2 separate regions of the Homo sapiens genome follow, and region 1 is linked to region 2. The links are chromatin loops, found by intact Hi-C in ENCODE. Cell type or tissue: CD4-positive, alpha-beta T cell. All regions are shown on one strand. Each heading gives the region's core, and the rest is flanking DNA. Links, peaks and the distances in the headings are about the cores only.

Region 1 (10,860 bases), core at 1,232-9,231, 50 kb before region 2:
ACTCACAGTCACATAAACACACACTCACAGACACACAGATACACAACACACACAGACACACACACGGACACACAGACACACACAGCCACATACACAGACACACACAGACACTCAGACACAAACACACAAACACACTCACACATGGAGACACACACTCACACACACATGCTCCATACATACACCCAAACACCATCAAACATGTCCCTAAGATAAATAATAACTTCTAGGTAGGGAACACACTTCCTCAAATTTAGAGGGGCATGGTTTTCTTTAACTCCATGGGACAGCAGCTCCACGCCAAGGGAGATACAGAAAAGAACACTTGATGCCAGCTGGAAGCACCCTGTGATCGCTGAGTGCTGGTGGCCCTGGCTTAAAGCGGCCCGCACAGTGCCCACTCTAGGAGGCAGATGGCTTAGTGTCTCTAAAATGATATTTCTTCCAGCTTAAAGTTTCCATTCAGTCCCCACTGGACACCTAGTGATAAACAGGTGAGGAAACTGTGGCTCAGAAAGCTTGAATAAATAGTAAAGGATCAAACACTAAATGCAGAGCTGAGATTCAAACTCAAATCTGCCTGTTCCCTCAGCCAGCGGGCATTGGCACCCCCATGTGAGGCACTGACCAGCACGGTGAGCTGTGGACACTGAAGCAGAGCTTGGGAGAGACAAACGGACCTTGGGGAGCTCAATCAGTAACGAGACAAAACAGGACAGGAGACGCTGTGTTTCCACCTTGTCCTGGGACTCAGAGTCTAAGTCTTTCAGATTCAATGTGTGGTCAACTCTGGACCTCGTAACAGGTGGCCCTCACTCCCTGGACCTTGTGTGATCTGGCCCGAATGGAATAAGCAACTTTATCCAGGCTTGAGTGCCAGCGACACCATGAGGACCTGCACCAGACACTTGCATTGGCTTTCTCATCTCAAACATCTTCCCCTCTGCTTTTTATCCGAGGAAAATTAGGGACCAAGACCTGGAGAGCTTAATTTCCTCTCCCTCCTCCAAAAAGAAAGGAGGGAGGGAAGGAAGGAGGGAAGGAGGGAGGGAGGGAGGGAGGGAGAAAGAGAGGAAGGGAGGGAGGGAGGAAAGAAGGAAGGAAGGAAGGGAGGGAGGGAGGGAGGGAGGGAGGGAAGGAAGGAAGGAAAACAGTCATTTTTGCTTTCCATTTTCTCTGATTAAGGTAAAGGTGAGGAAAAGTCTGTTAAAAGAAAGGCTGATCAGAAGGCTGGTTGGTTTGTTTCCAGGCTGTAAACTCACTGGGGCCAAAATGGACCAAGTACCTTGTCCAAGATCACACAACTAGTGGGACTGGAATCCTGCTTCCTGACACTCAGTTATTCCTGCCTCCCTTCCACTGCCTGTGTCTGTCATTACCTTGAAGACCACACACATGCACACACACACAGCCTTTCAGAATAAATTAAATAGGCTCTGGGGTGACTTGTCAGAGCATCAGTCACAGCATCACAGGTGGGGAGCTCTTGAGAGGTTGTTAGCAAACTAATGAATTATATAATGGCTGCTCAGTAATTCCCAGGGCTAAGGTAAGGTCCTGGAACACACACTTTCATTCGAAGAAGATTAAGTTAAAACCATACGTGTAATTCTCTTGACAAGCTCTGAGCACTGTCCTTTTTCCTGAGAACATTTGCACTCTGAAGAACCCATGGAGGTGGAAGGTCAAGGTTATTGAGGGAGGTAGATCTGAGGAAAGCACCTGCATCAGGTGACCAAAGGGCAGGAGCATCTCCAATTCAGCACCAAGCCCCCTGCAGGGGTCCCAGGCAGTCGACAGTAAGCTCTGAGGATCCGCTGTGTGCAGGGATCAGTCCTGGACACTAGGAAACAGTGAAAAATGTGGCACTGGGACTCAGTGGCACCTGCTTTGTTGGAAAGACACTGTCCTTATTTTGGAAAAATTCCCAGGGAAGAGAGCACTTCCCACCCTTGGGAAGCTCTCCAATTTGTTGAAGACATATGACCTTCTGAAGCTCCCGGTCTTGTGGAGAAGACACTGACTATGCCCTTGGAAAAGCCCAAACTGTCTGTCAGATGGAGAGAGGGGAGACAGACAGCACCTGCCCTTGGGGACCCTCCAGACTGATAGGATAGAGGATAGAGGTTGGGGCAGGGGCTGGCCCTTGACCTCATGGGACAATATCATCCCTGAAGTCCCCACTCCAGTATGGAGTTAGATCCCAGGAGGTGGTGCCCACACATGTGTACATCTGCCCTACAGCACCTTGCCCTGGCATCATTCCTTTTTTGAATGGCTATGAATAGTGATGATTTTCTTTGAACTTTGTAACCCACCTCAGAGCACACCTGTTGCCTACATGCCTCTGCCTGCACCTGGCACCTGATTCAGCCTAGCCCATGAAGACTTTGTGTGTGGGTCCACAGAAAAGCCAGTCTCTGTAGGGCAGGACACTGGGGCCTCATATCCAGGCCCGACACAACAATCCTCTTATCCCAGGCAAGTGGCCCTGGTAGCTGGCGAGTCCAGGAGAGGAGGGACCATGATCAGTTTCCCACAGGCAGCCATGGAGGTGGCATCCAGCCCTCTGCTCAGGAGCCATAGAGCAGATGGTGGGGAGACGCCAAGGGGACAAATGGAGTAGGCTTCTGCTTCTTCACACTTCTGTCTCTCGTGATGCCAGATTCCCAGACCCTACCAGCCACAGCACCAGCAGTGACTTGGGTACGAACCACAGGTTTCTGGATTTGTACCCCACCCAGCTCCCTTCCTGGGCTCTAGGTCCCAGGTCCCACCCTTCCTGAAGGCCAGGGCCCTGTTGCCACCACAATATGACAGAAATCTGTTTCTCCAGCTTACACTCTCCCCAGCCCCTCTGCTATCGTCCTCCCAGGCAGCTGTGCCTCTTTCCACCACCCTTGGACCAGCTGCTTCCCGGTGACTACGGCTTATTTCAAGGGCCCGTGTACTACTCCCCAGGCCACTTTCCTAGGAACTTAGGACAAGGGCCTCACACAAGGCTCAAAGTGCCCTTTGAAAAATGTACTCACTGACTGGTGAGAAACCTAAACTGGGCACAACCCAGGGTGTCAGGGAGTTGATTCTCTCCTACTTCTCAGGTCCCAGCCTTCAGGGGTCCCAGTCACTGCCTCCTGGCCCCCTGGACATATTCTAACTCCCCTCATTTGTTTGAAAGTCTCGGTTCCAGAGTAGAAATGGCTGCTCCTGTGCCCCAGCATTTCTGAAAAGTGATTTCCAGATTGTACCCCACATCTTGACTATACAACTTTTTTTACTTAATTAGGAATTTACTTTATTAAGAACTACTGCCTGGAAAAAAATCAATAAATAGTTTAATAAGCCAGACAATTTAGTCCAATCATCAGGAGTTAAAGTTTATTGGAGGATAAAGTCTGTACGAGTTGTTGAATAATCTAAACCTTGGCCTAGTTCTAAGTAAAAGTAGGTTTGTAGCAGGTGCAAACCTGAGCCCTCTCTCTGCTACCAAAACAGCACAGGAGGATCTTCCTGGGCAGCTTCTACAGAGAACACATGGCGTCCTGTTGCTCTTTTGCACCCAAATGCACGCTGACCACTGATTCTAACCAGGCTCTCCTACCACTGGGAGCAGGTTAAAAGATGTCTGGGATTTCAGAAAGGTGGAAGAAGGAAAAAAAAAAAAATGACTCAACTGGGATCCTGAGGAGCTGATTCCAAGCTGTTGCCTACTCTCATCACCTTCCAAGGAAGTCATCCAAACCCTCTGTTTCTTTAACCATAAAAAGCAGGAAATGATAACCATCTTGTGGATTATTCTAAGGAATGTGAAGAGACACAAAGGAGCTTAGCCAGAGATATTCACAATGAGCATGGCCATGTCTTCCTCCTCCAGCCAAAGTCTCCTGCAGTTACTGAAATCATGCATTTTGAAGGATGAGGAGGAAAAACAACAGAAGGAAGAAGAGGAGGGGAAGGAAGAGGAGGAGGAGAAGAAGAAGAGGAAGGTGAAGGGGAGGGGGAAGGGGAAGAAGAGGAAAGAGGAGGAGGAGGAGAAGAAGGAGGAGGAGGAGGAGAAAGAAAGAGAGAAAGAAAGGAAGGAAGGAAGGAAGGAAGGAAGGAAGGGAGGAAGGAAGGAAGGAAAGAAAAGAATCTGTCTATTGCCAGCACTGCAAAGAGGAAGGAAGCAGGGACAGGGGAGGTGCGGAGGGAACAAGGAGCAGGGAGGGAGAGGAAGTGGAGCTAAGCAGACCAGAAATATTGAGGAATTCCTGGAAGATAGAAAGCAGTAGGAACTGAGCTGACAGAGGAACAAAAACAGAGAAAAATCACAGCCCAAGACGTGAGGAGTTGCAGGAGAAACAAACAGGGATTCTCGAGTACAAATTGAAAAACGTGAATAGACGATGAAGAATCACCAAGCATTAGAAAAACCAGCAACGTAATCCCTGAGCTCACGCAAAGGATGAACACCCAAGGGAAGAGCATCAGCAGAGGAAACAGACAACGAAGTAAAAATAGTAATGAATATTCTCAGGAAGATTCACGATGATGATACACAAATAAAGAATCACAAGTTGCAATGCAAAGCCACGATTCTCAAACTTTAAAATATGCTTATAAGAATTAAAATCATAATGGACAGACTGCATAAAGGAATGAGCACAGTGAAGATCCAATTAGTGAGTTGGACGGTGGAGCTCAGGAAAGTCTCCTAGGACACAAATGGGAAGGCTCAAGAGAGTCTAGGGGTTGTAGGGCCGGGGGGGTGCCTGGCAGGAAGAGGGAGCTCCATCTTTGTTGCTTGAATCTGAAAGGCATTTGATGAGAGGCAGCCCGGTGTCATGGAAATGATTCTTCCATCATCACAGCAACACTATTCATGAGCGTATCAAGTTTTTTTGTGTGTGAATTATGCAAAAGTAGCTTCCAGCCTAGTCCAAGTCAAAAAAATTATACGTTCAGAATCAATGGAGTCTGAATTAGCTACATTTGAGTGCTCAGGGACCTCAAAGGACACACACATGCACACACACACACACAGACACACACATGCACACAGACACACGCACACACACAGAGCTAAACTGAGCTTACTGAGCAGAAGGGTCTCCTTCTAGGGATTATACAGCCCAATGCTCTTGTTGCAGAGAAGAGAAAACTGAAGCTCAGAGAGGCAGAGTTGGCCCCAGACTTCCTCTGACGCTCCAAGCCTCAGGCCATCCTTTCAGAAGGATCCTCGATGTCTCAGGTCCACCAAGCTGAGCACAGTCTTGACCTCTCTTTCCCATTGGCTGGGGGCAAGCCCAAGGACCCTGAGAGCAGCATCTGCAGCATCAGCTCTAGGGAGCAGAACTCCATCAGAGGAATCCAGTGTCCTCTTCAATTTGGGCCACAAAGAAGAAAGGAAGCCAGCTGCGGTCTTTTCTGCCGCATTCAGCTCCCTGCAGGGGCCCCACAGGCTTTGTCACGTGGCCTTCCGGATCCAGTGTGTCTTATTCTCACCCATTTACCCAACCACCCCATTTTTTCAGTAAGCACATCTTCCCTTCAGTTTTTAGTCCCCCTAGGGCACCATCTGAAGCCAGTTTCCTGTTCTCCCTGCCCCTTTATCCTGTGGGTTCTTCTAGAGGAAGGAAAGAATTCAACATTGATCAAGCCCCTCCCATGTACCAGACTCTGCGGGGCATTTGACACACTTGACCTCTTTTAATTCTCACAGCAATGGTGTGATGCAGGCATTCTTTCCCCCTTTTCCAGATGGGAACACTGAGTTCAGAGAAGTTAAGTAACTGAGGGAGGGCCACACAGCCAGCGGACGGGGAAGGCAGGAATAAATGCAGGCCTCTCTGATGCCTTGCTCCTCCTGCACCCAGGCCACCCTCCAGCGAACTTTAAGTCTCCTGAGACTTCTGGGAAAGGGCATTCTACAATAATTGGGGCAACAAAGCTTGGGAATGATATTAACTTCAGGTGGCAGGTAGGTCATGGCCAAATGGGGGCCTTGCCACAAGATTCAAAGCCACTCGATCAGGGAAGCTGCCTAGAGGAGGAAGATTCTGAGCTCATTCCTAGAGGGAGACAGGCAGAATTTGAGGAGCCAGGGAGAAGAAAAGAAGACCTTCCAGGCTTAGCAGGCAAGATTTTAAATTGCTTTAAAAAGTAAAAGACAGTAACTCCATCTGCCTTTAAAGGGGGCAGGGATGTGGAATAATTTATATCAGAGAAAGACTACATCGTGGCCCAGATGCCTTTCACTGGCGGAGTCTGGTGGGGGAGGGTGGCCGCACTGGAGAAACTGATCATTGTAAAGGGAAGATTGGCAGGTCAGGCCTCTGCTGGGTCCAGCCTGTGATTTTGATGTACAAAAATGGGTCCCAGCCCAAGTAGTAGATGTGGAGAGCTAAAAGCTGCTCTGCTAAAGACAGCGAAGGAAACCTGAGCTTCAGGAGGGCAGCCCACGGGAGAGAGGTAGAAGGGCCGAGAAAACAAAGAAAGGGAGAAATGTGAGGTCCAGGGAGAGTGAGGAGCTGGGAGATCCAGACGCCTGGGGGAAATTTTCCCAAGGAAGGTGTGGCCAGGATCTTTAGGGACCAATGAGTGACATTTAATTTGAAGTTCCCTCTGCCATGCCATAACACAAATATACACTCCATGATCCACCTGTCATCAGCAGAACATGTGACAGCGTAAAGCTGTGGTTGCTTTAGGGCCTCAGTGGTAGAGGGGATCAGGCTGTAAGTTTCCCGTTATTCATGAAATGGGGACGTGCAGCACTTTTATTAAATAGGAAAGGGTGACTCCATGACAGGAGAGCGTGGGGACAGCCAAGTGGCTGACATACAGGTTACAAAAGCAGGGATAATAGTGGAGACAATACGTATGAATGAGGTTGGCGGCTTTGATTCACAAGTAAAAGCCCCATCCTCATCCATCCACGTAGGCCATTTCCATCTCATTTTAGGTAGTAGGTCTGTGGCACTTGTCCTGGAGGCAATTAAAGTTGTTTCTTAATAGTAACCGAAGCTCTTACATTGCTGAGTACCAGCTATATGCTGGCACTGTTCTGAGCACTTCCCAAGTATTAAGTCAATTAATCCTCACCATCACCCAATCACGTAGGTTACCATGCTTACCCTCATTGTGCCAATGAAGAAACTGAGGCACAGAGAGGTTACCTGCCAAGGTCATACAGTAAGGGGCATAGGTGAGACTCCAGTGCGGGCGATCTAGCTCCAGAGTCTCAATCTGCATCTCTTCATTATATCATAGAATCTCCCTGCAGAACAGCTCAGCCTCTGCCTTGCTTCATGAGACTGGACAGAAGGACTAGCTGCTTAGAGAACAATAGGAAACCTACAGACCCTCTTGATTCCATAAAAAGTTACCCTTGTTCTTGGTTAATCCAAAGAATAAAATCAGGATCGATGAGTGGGAGAAATGAGAAAATCGATTCCAGCTCTGCAGAAGACTTTGCTAACATGTTGAGTGACCCACACAAATGCATGGTCTCAGTAGGTAGTGAGCTCCCTGTCATCAGAGTGGTGCAAGTAGATACTTTCCAATGACTTGCACACTCAGCTAAGGGGTCTTTTAAGTTTCTCTCTAATTTGAGATTCTATGACTCCAGGAAATTTTCCTGATCTAGAAGAAACTACTTAAAAGAGCGACACTGGGGATCACAGTTTCCGTGGGCTTCAAGTTACCGAAGGTCTGTTGTGTTGGCCATTTCTGAAATCCCCTTTCTCTCCTTGTCCACTTGGTTAACTCTCAGTCCATTCCCACTAGACATGGGGTCTCCCAGGCCCTCCCCACCTCCTGCTCCCTGGTTGACTTTTTCCAATCATCACATCTTTCTGATTACAGCTCACCCTCCCTGCCTGCCCAGTGAGCACCAAAGGGCAGAAATCAAGTCCCATTTGTGGTTCTAAACCCACAGCACTAAGAGTGGGGAAGGTGGTCAATGGGATCAATTCAATTCAGCAAATATGTCTTCCCTCTCAGTCTATTATCCTCCAGTACAATTATCTGTGTTTACCAACAAGCTGTCTCCCTAGCACTATCTTACTGTCCACTCTGAACATCAAGCTCTCTGCCCTATGCACATTCTGTAAATGATTCATGGATGAACAATGTCAGAGATTCCCTCCCCTCTCAGGTGGCTTCCTTGTGGCTTAGTTTTCCAGGGTCCACAGGAGGTGATATGGCCTAGAGTGGCCAGATTTCCAACAGCAGGGATCCTTGTCATTCTACAGCCATATTCATCTCTGCCTGGGGTGCAGACTTAAATGCAGAGTCCCCCTTAGAGGAAGATCTTGCTGGCAGAGCTGGGAGCAGGCAGCTTTGTGGTCAGCCCCTGCAGGGATGGCCTCAGCTGTACTGGGCAGCCACACACAAGGTCACACCTCTCCCCAAGGAGGACCACATCCAGTGACCAATGATCAAGGTGGAGGACTGTGCAGAAACGTGTTAGCAAAGCCACATGAGACTGCTCTCCTTAGAAAGTCCTGCTGGCCAGGTTGGCCCTTGGCTGGCATCTGGGAACCTGGATTTGGGGAGGTTTCCCACCATTCCCTGATAAGAATGTCTCACTGTGCCTATACTGTCCAGACAATACCACGTGTGCTGAGCACCTGCTTTCCTTCTGGGAGCCTGGAATTTAGGTACATGGCAGGCAGAGGGTGCCTGTGTTCCTGGCCCTTCGCTGTCCTGACAAAAGCCCTAAGCCCTGAGTCTCTAGTGAACTGGCAACATTCGACACGTGCAGGCACAGCTTGTTGCTGGAGGAATGATGCTTTCCTGCGTGACTCCGCTCGGAGAGCACTCCCGGGAGTTAGTGCCTGGTTTCCTCTGGACTTCTCTTGTGACTTTTCCCTTTGCTGACTTCATTTTGTATCCTCTGACTGTAACAAGTCACGGCCATGAGTGCCACTATATGCTGAGTCCTGTGAGTCCTCTTAGCTAATCACTGAACCCAGGTGTTGTCATGGGGAGGTCCAGCACAGGGTGCAAGAGACCATTTTGGCTCCAGAGCTCCCTGGGAATCAAGCAAGGCTGTGATTGGGCCTGCCTCACAGATAACCTCCCCTTCTGCCCACTGCAGCAGACTCCTTCCCTCCTTCTCACTGCTGTTGATCCCAAGGGCGCTCCCTAATTAACTCTACCAGAGTGTTAAACTCTGTCTCAGATTTACTTCCCTGAGAACCTAACCTGCAACAGATACAAAACCAGCATTTCAGGACCTGCAATTCACAGGGCATTTTGTCACGTGTTAATTTCATCGTCACAACCTATCAGGTTTTTACAGAGGAGGAAACAAGAACTGAGAGACGTTAAGTGACATGCCCAAGGTCACAGAGCAAGTGAGAGTTGGAGCTGGGACTGACCCCTGGGCAGGATGTTTCCGAAGTCTATGGCCTGTCTCAGAATCAGGCTGCCTCTCACCTGTGGCTCTGAGGCTCCACAGTTCTTCCAGGCCTGGGGACATTCATCATACATTTTCCCACTAAGATATTCCAAGAGGCATCTGGGGACCAGATCTAGGAAGCCCTGAGTGGGAGAGAATTCCAGCACCAGGAAAGGAGGCCGGGTATTTTCTCTCTCCCTGAGGGATTCAGAGGAGAGGATGAGGAAACTGAACTTCTTGAAAGAGGGACACCTGTAATTCTCAACTCACTCCCCAGCAGATACAGGTCATGCACATGCACACACCTGCACACTCCAGCTGGGACCTCTGGCCTTCCAGGTCTCGCTCCCAGGCCCTGGAGTCTGTGGAGAGAGGCCTGTCCCTCCATGTAGAGGACAGGAGTTCTCCATGGTCTCGTTAGCCATCCTGCACCCCCTCCCACTGCAGCCATAGGAATCCATCCAAGCAGGGATGGCAATGAGAGGGACTTGGCCTCAGGCACGGGAGCGTTTGCCACGGCCAGGCCAGCTGTCAACTCCAAAGAAGCCGGAGTTGCTGGAGAAAGTGACAGACGACGTCCCGGGGAGCTCACGAACCCCATCTGCCCATGGCCAGGCGGAGCAACACCCTTTCAAGACATCCAGCTGAGGCATCTCAAGCCCCCAGCTGCACAGCTTGGTGAAGCCAGCAGCTCCTCCCAGGTTCTGGGAATTCCCAGAGCTTCCCCTGCTGTGGGATCCTGGGGCCATCACCACTTCACATTGAGGGGGGCCATCACCACCTCACATTGAGTCGATGGAAACTCCCCTTTTCCACATAATAAATAAAGAAATAAGCCAATAAATAATCACACATACTTGCCTGGTCCATCACACCAACAGCTGAACTTACTGAAAACACTGAGGTCCTGAAAAGAGACCACATCCACACCTTATTGCCAGCAAGTTAAAAAGCTTCTTAGTTCCTGACACACGGTGAGTGTTTCTCCCCAACCTTCATGGGCTCTTCTCTTCCACCCTTACTCAGCCTCTCTTCTCGCTCATCCTGCCCCACCCTCAGGAGCAGTGGAAATGGCTCCCCTGGCCACATTGCAGCCAAGCTCCTGCCACATTCCAGCAGGGCTATGTACAATCATCTCTCACTGCAAGGACCACCTTTGGTCTGCTCCTTCACCCCAATTTATTTATCAATGTATTTTCCCTCTTTTTTTTTTTAACCTATAAGTTTCTGCATGTTTCTGTGTGCTTAAATTCTACATAAGATTTCTTCTAAGTTTGAAAATCATGCTGCCTTTTTCTAGCCAGCATAGGTGAGGTTGCAGCATAGGTGAGGTTGCAGCATAGGTGAGGTTGCAGCATAGGTGAGAAATATGCTGCCTTTTTCTAGCCAGCATAGGTGAGGTTGATAGCAGATTTTTTAAAATCCAGTTTTAGAGATGAGAATCCAGCAACTCAGAGAGGCTAAGTACCTTCCCCAGG
Region 2 (10,860 bases), core at 1,889-9,888:
CAGTGGCAGCAGATCCTGTGCCCCTGATTAGGGTGAAGGGCTGGGGTTGGGGGAAGAGAGGATGAGGGTGGGGTGCCAAGGCGAAGCTGGGCTTGGGGGTCCTGGACAGCACAAGGGCGGGAGTTTGGGCTTCAGTCATTTTCTAGCTTTCTGAAAAGGAAAAAGAAGTTGTCCAGGGCTCCTGCAGAGGCTCCTTCTGCAAAGTCCGTGCAAGCAATGCCAAGGGTCAAGGGGTGGGAGGAGCCAGTGGCTGAGCCGGTGGGTCCTAGCCCCCTTGTGCAGGATGCAGCTCCTGTGGCTGCTCTGAAAGCAAACAGCCCGGCTAAAACGTCTTTAGAACCACTCCGCACTGCGGTGAACCTTCCTATGCAAGCGCCCTCCCTTCTCTCTTTTTGAAGGTGTCAGACTCTGGCCAGCTCCTGCTCCTTGCCCTTGAACCCTGCACCGGCGTTTCCCATTTGGCACATCTAATTCTGTGGTCGAGTCTGCTTCTCATAGGACCCAAAATAACAAAAGAGGGATAGAGAATTCTATTCTCTCCAAAGAGATTACATCCTCCTTGAGGGTTGAGGGCTCTCCACGACCAAAGCAGCCCCTGACAATATCTGCCTCTGGAACACAGGAAGTGCTCAAGGCACAGGAAGTGGGGCTCAGGCCACCAGGAGCAGGGGTGTGGCACAGGCAAGCTTCACACTTTGCCAGAGCAAATCCCAATGATGGCCCCTGCCGGCAGCCTCCCCTACCCTGTTCTGGGCCCTCCCCTTTCTGATAGTGACCCTCCCCAGTTTTGAGCAATGAGCACGCTCATACATCAAAGTCCCCTGGAGAAAGTGAGGCCAGCATGCTCGCACCTGAGACTCACCCCCACGCTGCTCAAATATGGGCACCAAATGTTGCAAACTTTTGATCCTGAAGCGATAACAGAAGTGTGAGGAATGGACAGGAGCACAAGGAGACCACAGAGAGGAACCAAAGCCCTGGTCATGTTTTTCGGGGAGCGGGGAAAGAAGGGGAAGTGGAGGGGGTAACTGTCACCCCCCAGTCCCTCCTCTGTCACAGGCTGCATTGCTGAAGAGGAGTCAAAGGCCATCGGGGAAGACACTTCCACAAACCTCACTCACCCACCAGGCTCACTAGCTCCATCCTTCAAACCCAGGATTCTCAACCTCAGCACCAATGATACTTGGGCTGGAGATCCCTTTGCTATGGGGGCTGCTGTGTGCATTGTGCCACATTTAGTAGCATCCTTGGACTCTACTGACCAGGTGCCAGGAACACTTCTCTAACTCCAGTTGTGACACCCACAAATGTCTTCAGATGTTGCCAAATGTCTCCTAAGGGCTAAAATCATGCTGGTTGAGAAGCACTGACTTAAATCATCAGAAATCCCACTTCAGACAGAATAAAATAAATACGTCTATGGACTGTGTCTCTTCCATATCAACCTCCTTACACTCAGGGCTAACCAGATCTCTGCTAACCTAAAACTCCCAAAACAGCTCTTTCCTGGGCTAGGCCTGGAGGTTCCCAGCTCGTCCCCAGATCCGGCACCTTCTCACTGTGCCCATCCCCCTTTTATCAAATCCCATCAGCTAGGCAGCCCAGCGAGCCCAGCAGACAGCCCCAGAGGTGCTGCCTGGATATAGTCTTCAGGTTGTCTCACTTATACATGCCAGTGGTTTCTGGCATGGATCAATAATATAGCTCTGCTTCCCCTCACTGCATTTTTTATTTTTATAGGTTTAGGGGGTACAAGTGCAGTTTTGTCACACGGATATATTGCATAGCCCTTACTGCATTTACAGGAAACTAATCCAAGTGGGTATCACATCACACTCACTGCCCATTGCTGAACGCCTCTTGATTTATTTATTCATTCAACAAATAGTTATTGAGTTCCTACTAGGTGGCAGGCACTACGCTAGGAGCTAGGGATATAAGTGTGAATCCAATAGACACGGCCCTACCCTTCCCAGCGGGTAGAGGTGCAAGGCTCTGAACTCTGACTCTGGACTCCAAGAAAGGTGAGAGAATAGATAGCGTAGGATATAAAATCTGCTTAGCATGGTGCCTGGCACATGGTAAGGTAAAAAAGAGCTCACCCTGTGGTAGGGGTTGACGTTATTGTTGTTATTCAAGATGTTGCAGCCTCGTGGGAGACAGACCAATTTAACATGCAATTACATCAAGTGTGATAAATACCCTTGGAGACAGATGCATAGAACTCATTTGGGGGTAACCTATGAGGTTCAGGGATGTTTCTGCCAGGAAAAAATGCTAGTAAGTTCAGATCTGAAGCTTAAGTACGAGTTAGCCCCTCTCCCCACCAAAAGTGAGGTGGTCAGGAGGGTATTGCAGACAGAGGGAAAAGCATGTGTTAAGGCTCAGACACCAGAGCATCACAGCATGGCAGGGGTGGGCTGAGAGTGTTCAGCGTGACTAGAGCATGGATGCTGATGATGTGAGCAGGGCTCACACCAGTCACTCCTGTGAGCCATATTAAGGCATTTGGACTTGACCCCAGAGCAATGGGAAGCCATGGAGAGTTTGGCAAAGGAGGAGTGTGATCATATTTCATTTACAACATTCACTCTGGCTGGAGAGGGAAGAAACATTGGAGAGACAAAGTTGGCCACTGCTGTAGTCTCCCAATGAGAAGGGATAGTGGCCTGGCCCAAGGAGTAACAGCAGGAACAAGAAGAGGTGGATAGAGCAACAGATTTGTGAGTGACACAGTTTCAGGCACATAGTAAATGACTAATCACTAGCTGGAGAACAAGTACACAAGTGAGGAGTAACAGTCAGATCTTTGGAGGACCATGTAGAGCCTCAGAAGACCTCCCAGCAAATTATCATAACATCCAGCCCGGGGGGGGGGCATCTATGGCCTCAGAAGATGAACTGAATGCTAGGCAGCTTCAGGAGACTGATTAGAAACAAAATAGAAGATGCCTTCCTCCCTACATAGGCAGTCTCCCCTTTGGCAGTCATGATCTGTACTGTCAGAGAGAGGATGAATGATGAATGTCAGGGCAGAACAACAAAGCGTGCCACGGCTTCAGGGGCTGCCACATGTGGAGAGGCTCAAGAAATCAGAGTCTGGAAAGGCAGGAGCTGAGAGGGACCAGATCAAAGGCTCCCAAAAGTCCTGCTGCAGTCACCTATGGCTGACCAATGACAGATGAGCTCACGCAGTTAAAGGTATTACATAAGGTGTTCTGCAGGTGTTTGGGGTCTCCAGGATGGACTGGGCACAAGCACATCCCCCAGAGTGCAGAACTTCAGCTTGGAGCTTAAAACAGGAGGTCTGGGGGCCACTACAAGAAAGGCCAAATTTTTAAAAATACTAATTTTTAATGATGTAACAAATTCTCATAAAACATTTAAACATTACAGATAAGGCTAAAGTCCCTCAGCACCCATCCCCAAATCTAGCCCCTTCTTCGCCTCTCCCCAGAGGTTCCTATGTTTCCAACATTTTTTTTTTTTTTTTGGTCTCTCAGGCTGGAGTGCAATGGCATGCAACCTCCGCCTCCTGGGTTCAAGCGATTTCTCCTGCCTCAGCCTCCCGAGTAACTGGGATTACAGGTACCTGCCACCACACCCAGCTAATTTTTGTATTTTTGGTACAGACAGGGTTTTACCAGGTTGGCCAGGCTGGTCTTGAACTCCTGACCTCAGGTGATCTGCCTTTCTCAGCCTCCGAAGGTGCTGGGATTACAGGCTTGAGCCACCACGCCTGGCCCTTTTCTATTTATTTATGAATGGGTATATACATACCCAAAGAAAGTGTGTCATCTTGTAGGGAGTTTGCTTGCTTGCTAATTGTTGCTGTGAATTAATCTGTCCTTCTGAAATTTACTATTTTTCATTCTACAATATATCTGGAGATTTGCCCACATGGGTATATAGGGCTCTATGTCGTCCTTCCTAACCATAGCACGGGATCATATATTATACTATGTTGAATTTGGCCATTACCCCATCATGGGCACTTTATATAATGTTTAGAAAATCCACAATATCTTACCCTGTAAGGATACTCAGGGCCAAACATAGAAGTTTCTTCAAAAAGCTCAACATAATGGTAGAGTCGGGAGGGGCCTCAGGGCGAGAGGCAGGGAAAGTGGGGGTTAGTCCTCCAGCCTCAACAGGGAGGAGCCCATTCTGGGCAATAGTTATTAATAAAATGGAAGGTTGAGAAGAGTTGCAGTGGGTGAGAGAGGACAGACCAGTTGCTTCATGCTTGTTCATGCTTGGCTTGACCGATACCACACGCTGAGTGGTAAAAGAAGGTTCTCCTAGCCTTCCCTGGGGGTGGAATTACAACTCAACACTGGGGCTAAACCTGATTTCAGAACTCAAGCAGAGAGAGATCCTTCTACCATGTTGGCAGAAGGCAAGACGGGGGTGGATGCGAGTCAATAGTCTCCATAAATGTCTTCATTGGGCCACGGCTTACCTGCCTCCTCACCCACCCCAGCCACAAGCACACACTCCACTTGCTTCTCCAAGTTAGGGGGCCAGAGGGGAAGTGTGGGAGGCTTTTGATTGCTATGGCTTCTGTATTGAGTTCTCCTTCAGATCACACCTGAGTTTAGACGACTCAGCCCAGGCTGGATCCTATAAGACATGTCCCTCTTCACTTAACAGATGGGGAAATTGGGCTTTAGGAGAGGAGAAATAAGCCCAAATCACAAGCTAGCAAGGGGCCACAAGCCTTTTGACCCTCGCCCGCAAAGTAAAATCAATAAATTCCACCTGGATTCCTTTTCAGCAAAACGCCGTCAGACACCCGTAGGCAATTCTTTTCTAAGTGGAATCACTTGTGGCTTAGGCCTTTGATGTGACTCATCTGGGCAGAATCCCTGTAAACAGTGGGCCTGACCCGCGAGGACTTGGGGGCTGCTCGGGTCAGAGCCCCTCGGCCCCCGTCACAGACCCCGGGGGTCTGGGGAGGGGCGTCAGGCCTCCACCAAAGAAACAGCAAAGACAGAGCAGCGGGACCCGGGCGAATCCGCGCCCGTCCCTGCCCAGGCTGCCCGGGTTCCGCCGCTGGGCGACCCCAGCATTTCCTTTGAAGTCTGAAGCTCTCTTATCCCCGGGCCCCTGCCTCCCGGTACCGCCGATGCGCAGCGATTGCCAGGCAGGTCTCCGCCGGGCTGGGAGAGCCGCCGCCGACCCTGTGCGGGCCCCTCCCCTTTGCCCGGGTGCGCCGCGCCTTTGCCCCGGTGCGCAGCGCCCCCTGCGGACCGAGCGTGGACCCCTTTCCAGCCCGAGCAGGGTCGCTGCCGCGGCGGGCACCAGAGGCCGAGCCCCGCGGGTGAGGACCCCTCCCCCGGCAGCAGCAGTTCTCAGGAGCGCAGGGTTTCAGCGTCAAGGGGTTCTGGGTTCCAGGCGGGACTGGACAACTTGGGAGCTGGGTAGCTGGGACGCGCTGGTCCCCTCTGTGAACGCGCTCCATCCGCAGATGGAAATCCCCTTCCCCCCTCCCCCCCTCGACCCCAGCCCACAGCTAACTTCCCGAGCTCTCTGAGAACCACAGCAGTCGAGGTAACGTCTTTGGCAGCTCCTCTCCTCCCCGCCCCCAGTCTCTGCACAGTGCCCTGTCACCCCAGGTGACCTCACCCCTCCCTCTCCAGAGCCTCCTCTGTCTCTCTCCCCGCAGCCTCCCCTGAACTCTGACCTGTACAACCACGGGTAGTTGTTGCGGAGCACTTACTTGAGAGTCAGGAGATTGGACTCCAGTCAGCTCAGCCAGCCTTTTAGGGCATCGTTCTGTTCCCCAGGTTGGAGTGTCCTGACGCAATCCCTGTTTACTGCAGCCTCAACCTCCAGGCTCAAGCGATCCTCCCGCTTCAGCTCCCACCTCCGCAGTCCCCCACTAGCTGGAACTACCGGCACCGGCCACCACAACCGGTTAATTTTTGTATTTTTTGTAGAGACGGGGTTTCGGTATGTTGTTCAGGCTCCTCTCCAACCCCTGAGCTCAGATGATCCGCCTGCCCTGGCCTCCTAAAGTACTGGGATTATAGGTATTGTGTCCCGAATTGGTGGGTTCTTGGTCTCACTGACTTCAAGACTGAAGCCGCGGACCCTCGCGGTGAGTGTTACAGCTCTTGAGGTGGCGCTTCTGGAGTTTGTTCCTTCTGACGTTCAGACGTATTCGGGGTTTCTTCCTTCTGGTGGGCTCGTGGTCTCGCTGGCTCAGGAGTAAAGCTGCAGACCTTCGCAGTGAATGTTACCGCTTTTAAGGCGGCGCGTCTAGAGTTGTTCGTTTCTCCCGGTGGGCTCGCGGTCTCCCGGGCTTGAGGAGTGAAGCTGCAGACCTTCCCAGTGAGTGTTACAACTCACAAAAGCAGTGTGGACCCAGGGTGAGCAGTAACAAGATTTATTGCAAAGAGCGAAAGAACAAACCTCCCACACTGCGGCAGTGGACCCCCAACTGGTTGCCAGTGCTGGCTCGCGCAGCCTGCTTTTATTCTCTTATCTGGCCCCACCCACATCCTGCTGATTGGTAGAGCCCAGTGGTCTGTTTTGACAGGGCGCTGATTGGTGCGTTTACAATCCCTGAGCTAGACACAAAGGTTCTCCACCTCCCCGCTAGATTAGCTAGATACAGAGCGTGGACACAAAGGTTCTCCAAGGCCCCACCAGAATAGCTAGATACAGAGTGTTGATTGGTGCATTCACAAACCCTGAGCTAGACACAGAGTGCCGATTGGTGTATTTACAATCCCTGAGCTAGACATAAAGGTTCTCCAAGGCCCCACCAGAGCAGCTAGATAGGGAGTGTGGATTGGTGCACTCACAAACCCTGAGCTAGACACAGGGTGCTGATTGGTGTGTTTACAAACCTTGAGCTAGATACAGAGTGCCAATTGGTGTATTTACAATCCCTGAGCTAGACATAAAGACTCTCCACGTCCCCACCAGACTCAGGAATCCAGCTGGCTTCACCCAGTGGATCCCGCACCAGGGCTGCAGGTGGAGCTGCCTGCCAGTCCTGCGCCATGCGCTCGCACTCCTCAGCCCTTGGGCGGTCGATGGGACTGGGCACTGGAGCAGGGGGCAGCGCTCGTCGGGGAGGCTTGGGCCGCACAGGAGCCCATGGAGGGGGTGGGAGGCTCAGGCATGGCGGGCTGCAGGTCTCGAGCCCTGCCCCGTGGGAAGGCAGCTAAGGCCCGGCGAGAAATCAAGCGCAGCGCGCCGGTGGGCCAGCACTGCTGGGGGACCCAGTACACCCTCCGCAGCCGCTGGCCCGGGTGCTAAGCCCCTCAGTGCCCGGGGCCGGCAGGGCCGTCCGGCTGCTCCGAGTGCGGGGCCCTCCAAGCCCACGCCCACCCGGAACTCCAGCTGGCCCGCAAGTGCTGCACGCAGCCCCGGTTCCCGCTCGCGCCTCTCCCTCGCGCAAGCTGAGGGAGCCGGCTCTGGCCTTGGCCAGCCCAGAAAGGGGCTCCCATAGTGCAGGGGTGGGCTGAAGGGCTCCTCAAGTGCCGCCAAAGTGAGAGCCCAGGCAGAGGAGGCGCCGAGAGCGAGCGAGGGCTGTGAGGACTGCCAGCACGCTGTCACCTCTCAGCGTGACCTACGTTGGACAATTCAGTTGTCCCACTCAGAGCTATTTCCTCCTCTTTAAAAACGGAGAAGATCTGCTTGGGTCTGGCACTCCTCATTCCAGTTCACTCTCCAAACTCCATACAGAACTAGGAGCACGCATCCCTATTCCCCTTGCCCAGGGATGCCCCTGCCCCTCCTCCTGGACTAAATTAGTAAAGAGCACCACCAAACCTCATCACCCAGACTACAGAGCTGGGACAGGCAGTATAGACTCTCCTGCTACATCCTGAGAGTCTTCAGAGATGCCTCCCCACCCCCTACCTCTCTGCCTTCTGTCTAAGCAAAGCCACCCCCACATCGCTGCCGGAATGGCTATGCAAAACACAGTTCAGACCAGGCCACTCCCTGCTTCAAACCCTTCAGTGCCTCAGCCTTCAGAATGAAGGCCAAGGTTCGTACCCAGGCAGAGAGAACCTTGACCATCGACCCCTGCGGATGTCTCCAACTTCACACCCCATCCCTTCCCACCTTAGACTGGTCCCCATAATACAAAACGGCTTGTGATTCCACACACTATCCCTCACTTACAGGGTCCCCTTTGCAGAGGACGTCCTCTTCCCTCCCCACCCCACCTCATGCGATAGACACACTGTCCTGTGATTAACTCCTGCTCCTGTGCCTCCTCCCCACCCCACCTCTGCTTCAAAGCCTCCTGTGCTTGCTTCGATTGCTTCCTCTAACCACATTATATTAAAACGTAATTCAGTGTTCTTGTTGTTCCAATTACTTATCTGTCTTCCCTTCTAAATTGTGAAGTCCTCAAGTGCTGTCTTATTCATATAACCCAGATGATTCCTGGGATCTCCCAGCCCACTTAGTTCTAGTTTAGATGAGTTTGCAGTAGACACGGCCAATTGCCCACCCAACAGCCATTTTCCAAGTCATCTTTAATGATAGAATCTTGATTTTGTTCAGGAAGACAATAAGCCCAGCTAAAATAGTCTCCTTCCCAGATTCTCTTACCACGAAGTGTGGCCACGTGACCCATATGTGGCAGAAGTCACTGGATGGCACTCCCAGAAAAGCTTTTCAAAAGAGGATACATTCATTCATCTGTCCTTTTTTCCCCTCCCTGTTCTTCTTTCCTGGAACATGGGCGAGATGTCTGGAGGAGGAGCAGCCATCATGCAACCAAGAGGACAGAAGCTGCACACAAAGGTAGAACAGCAAGTGAAAAGGAACCTGGGACCCTGGTGACAACTTCCAGACACTGTACCAGCCCCTTGATTGTTCAAACCTCTCTTTGGAGGTTTTTCCTCTTACTTGTCAAAAATTGCAATCATAACTGGTACAAACACAATTTCCTCACCCAGAAGTTCAAAGCTCTCCCCTACAAGATGTCTGCCAGCTCCCAGTGGGCTCACATTCTCCTGATCACCACTGACATTAAGCTCCTGCTCACTTTTCTCTTTAACTCTGGAACCTGAAGTGGCAAACCACTAGACTTCCATTTTTACAATTTCACAGGAAGCATTGCAGAGGGAGGTGGGTTAACTGAAAATGTTTTATAGTAAAGAGACAGACAGAGGCATGCCACATTGCAACATCTCACACATAATGAGACAAAGGAGTAGGAAGCCTCATTCTTAGAAATTCTTCAGCCACCCCAGCCCCCTAGAGAAAAGATCTTGACCACATCAGCCCATTGTGGTCCCCAGCCTCACACCCTCTGACTGCCCTCTCTCTCCCTCTCTTCTCCTCTGATCCTCCCTTCCCAGCCCTCCAATGAGTAAAAACCAAATTTTCATGTTCTCATGCATGGCAACTTAACACATCATTCCTGTGGCTTGGACTCCTATATGCACCCTCCCCCTCTATCCCAGTGGCTTACCACACTATTATTCCAAAGACAGTTGCCTCTCTATGGGAAACTGTTACTAGAGGGTAGGATCAGTAATTTTTCACTCTTACCACATTTGTCTTTCCAATATACAGTAAAGGGGCTCCATGAAGATGGGTCATATGAATGGGCCAGAAGGGAATCTTGAGACACCCCCTCGCCTGCCATGAGCCATCGCCAATACTCACCTATTTTAAGAGGTGCCTTGGATTCAGATTCAAAGGAATAATTCTCCTGTAGAAATGGCAGACCAAGTGAAAGGAAAAGTTGCTGTGAAGGCCAGGCAAGTGCAAGACGTGACAGATAAGCACAGCGATTCTCTGTCCATGTGCAAATCACATTAGTCTCTGGGCTCAGGTTTGCCAAGAAGAACTTAGACTGAAGTTAGAAGGAATTTTAAATCTCATCTGTAAAATAACTAAGAATGATATGGACCTCTTGTAAACTGGGGATATTTTTTCATTCCAAATACTATGCCTGGTTGTTGGGTTTTTTTCCAGTCAATCTTGGTAAATTTATTTTATTAATCTTTTCAAAACACTAACTTTGAAGTGGTTTTGTTCTTTTATTGTTGTTGTTTCTTTTGTTTGGTTGTTTTTGTTGTTGTTGTTGTGTTGTTTTGTTGTTGTTTGCTAGAGTCTCACTCTGTTGCCCAGGCTGGAGTGCAGTGGCATGATCTTGGCTCACTGCAGCCTCCGCCTCCCAGGTTCCAGCAATTCTGCCTCAGCTTCCCGAGTAGCTGGGATTACAGGCCTGCACTGCCACACCCTGCTAGTTTTTGTATTTTTAGTAGAGACGGGGTTTTGCCATGTTGGCCAGGATGGCCTCGAACTTCTGACCTCAGGTGATCCTCCCACCTCGGCCTCCCAAAGTGCTGGGATTACAGTCGTGAGCCACCACGCCTGGCCTGAAGTGTTTTTATTATATCGACTGTATGCCTATTTTCTCTTTCTTCACTTACCTTTATTATCACCTTCCTTCACTTTCTGTTTTTATTCTAACTCATTAAGTTTCATGTATGCCTCATTAATATTCAGGTTTTCTTCATTTCTAATATAAGTGTTTAATGCTATGAACTTCCCTGTAAATACTGCTCTGGTGGTATTATCATGTTTTGATGTGTAATATTTTCATTAATGTTCAATTATAAATATTTTCTAATTTCTATTATAAGTTTTTTAACCCGTGAGTTGTTCAGTGTTCCCTTTTCTAACTTCCAAAATAATGGGAGTTTATAATTTCTTTTCATTGTGGTTGTTGATTTCTAACTTACTTGCATTATGGTTAAATAACATGGCCTGTATAATAACACTCCTTTTGAAATTGTTATGGCTTGCTTCATCACTTTTCTCATGATAAATTTTCATAAATGTTCCACATGTGCTTGAAAAGAACAATGGGCC

The links. Peaks named below come from ENCODE experiments on the same cell type or tissue, not always from the same donor. Only the 100,000 strongest peaks of a DNase experiment are listed, where the experiment ranks them.
Region 1: a loop joins it to region 2, with 6 times the contacts of the local background. A loop is called at or near these places in 4 of 110 quality-filtered maps.

Annotation. Positions count from the first base shown.
Region 1 is chr15:70,530,364-70,541,223 of GRCh38, forward strand. LOC107984781 (a long non-coding RNA gene) reads right to left here and starts at 5,384. Exons shown (of 2, transcript XR_007064698.1): 1 at 5,074-5,384. RefSeq lists an enhancer at 5,302-5,471. In CD4-positive, alpha-beta T cell, for the core only: no CTCF peak of the experiment used is centred there; DNase peaks (open chromatin) are centred at 5,028 and 5,428; H3K4me3 peaks cover 2,487 bases; H3K27ac peaks cover 1,866 bases.
Region 2 is chr15:70,580,153-70,591,012 of GRCh38, forward strand. LINC02204 (long intergenic non-protein coding RNA 2204) reads right to left here and starts at 6,454. Exons shown (of 2, transcript NR_135691.1): 1 at 5,723-6,454. RefSeq lists enhancers at 1-85, 5,428-6,372. In CD4-positive, alpha-beta T cell, for the core only: a CTCF peak has its summit at 5,261 (motif pointing left); DNase peaks (open chromatin) are centred at 5,219 and 5,599; H3K27me3 peaks cover 486 bases.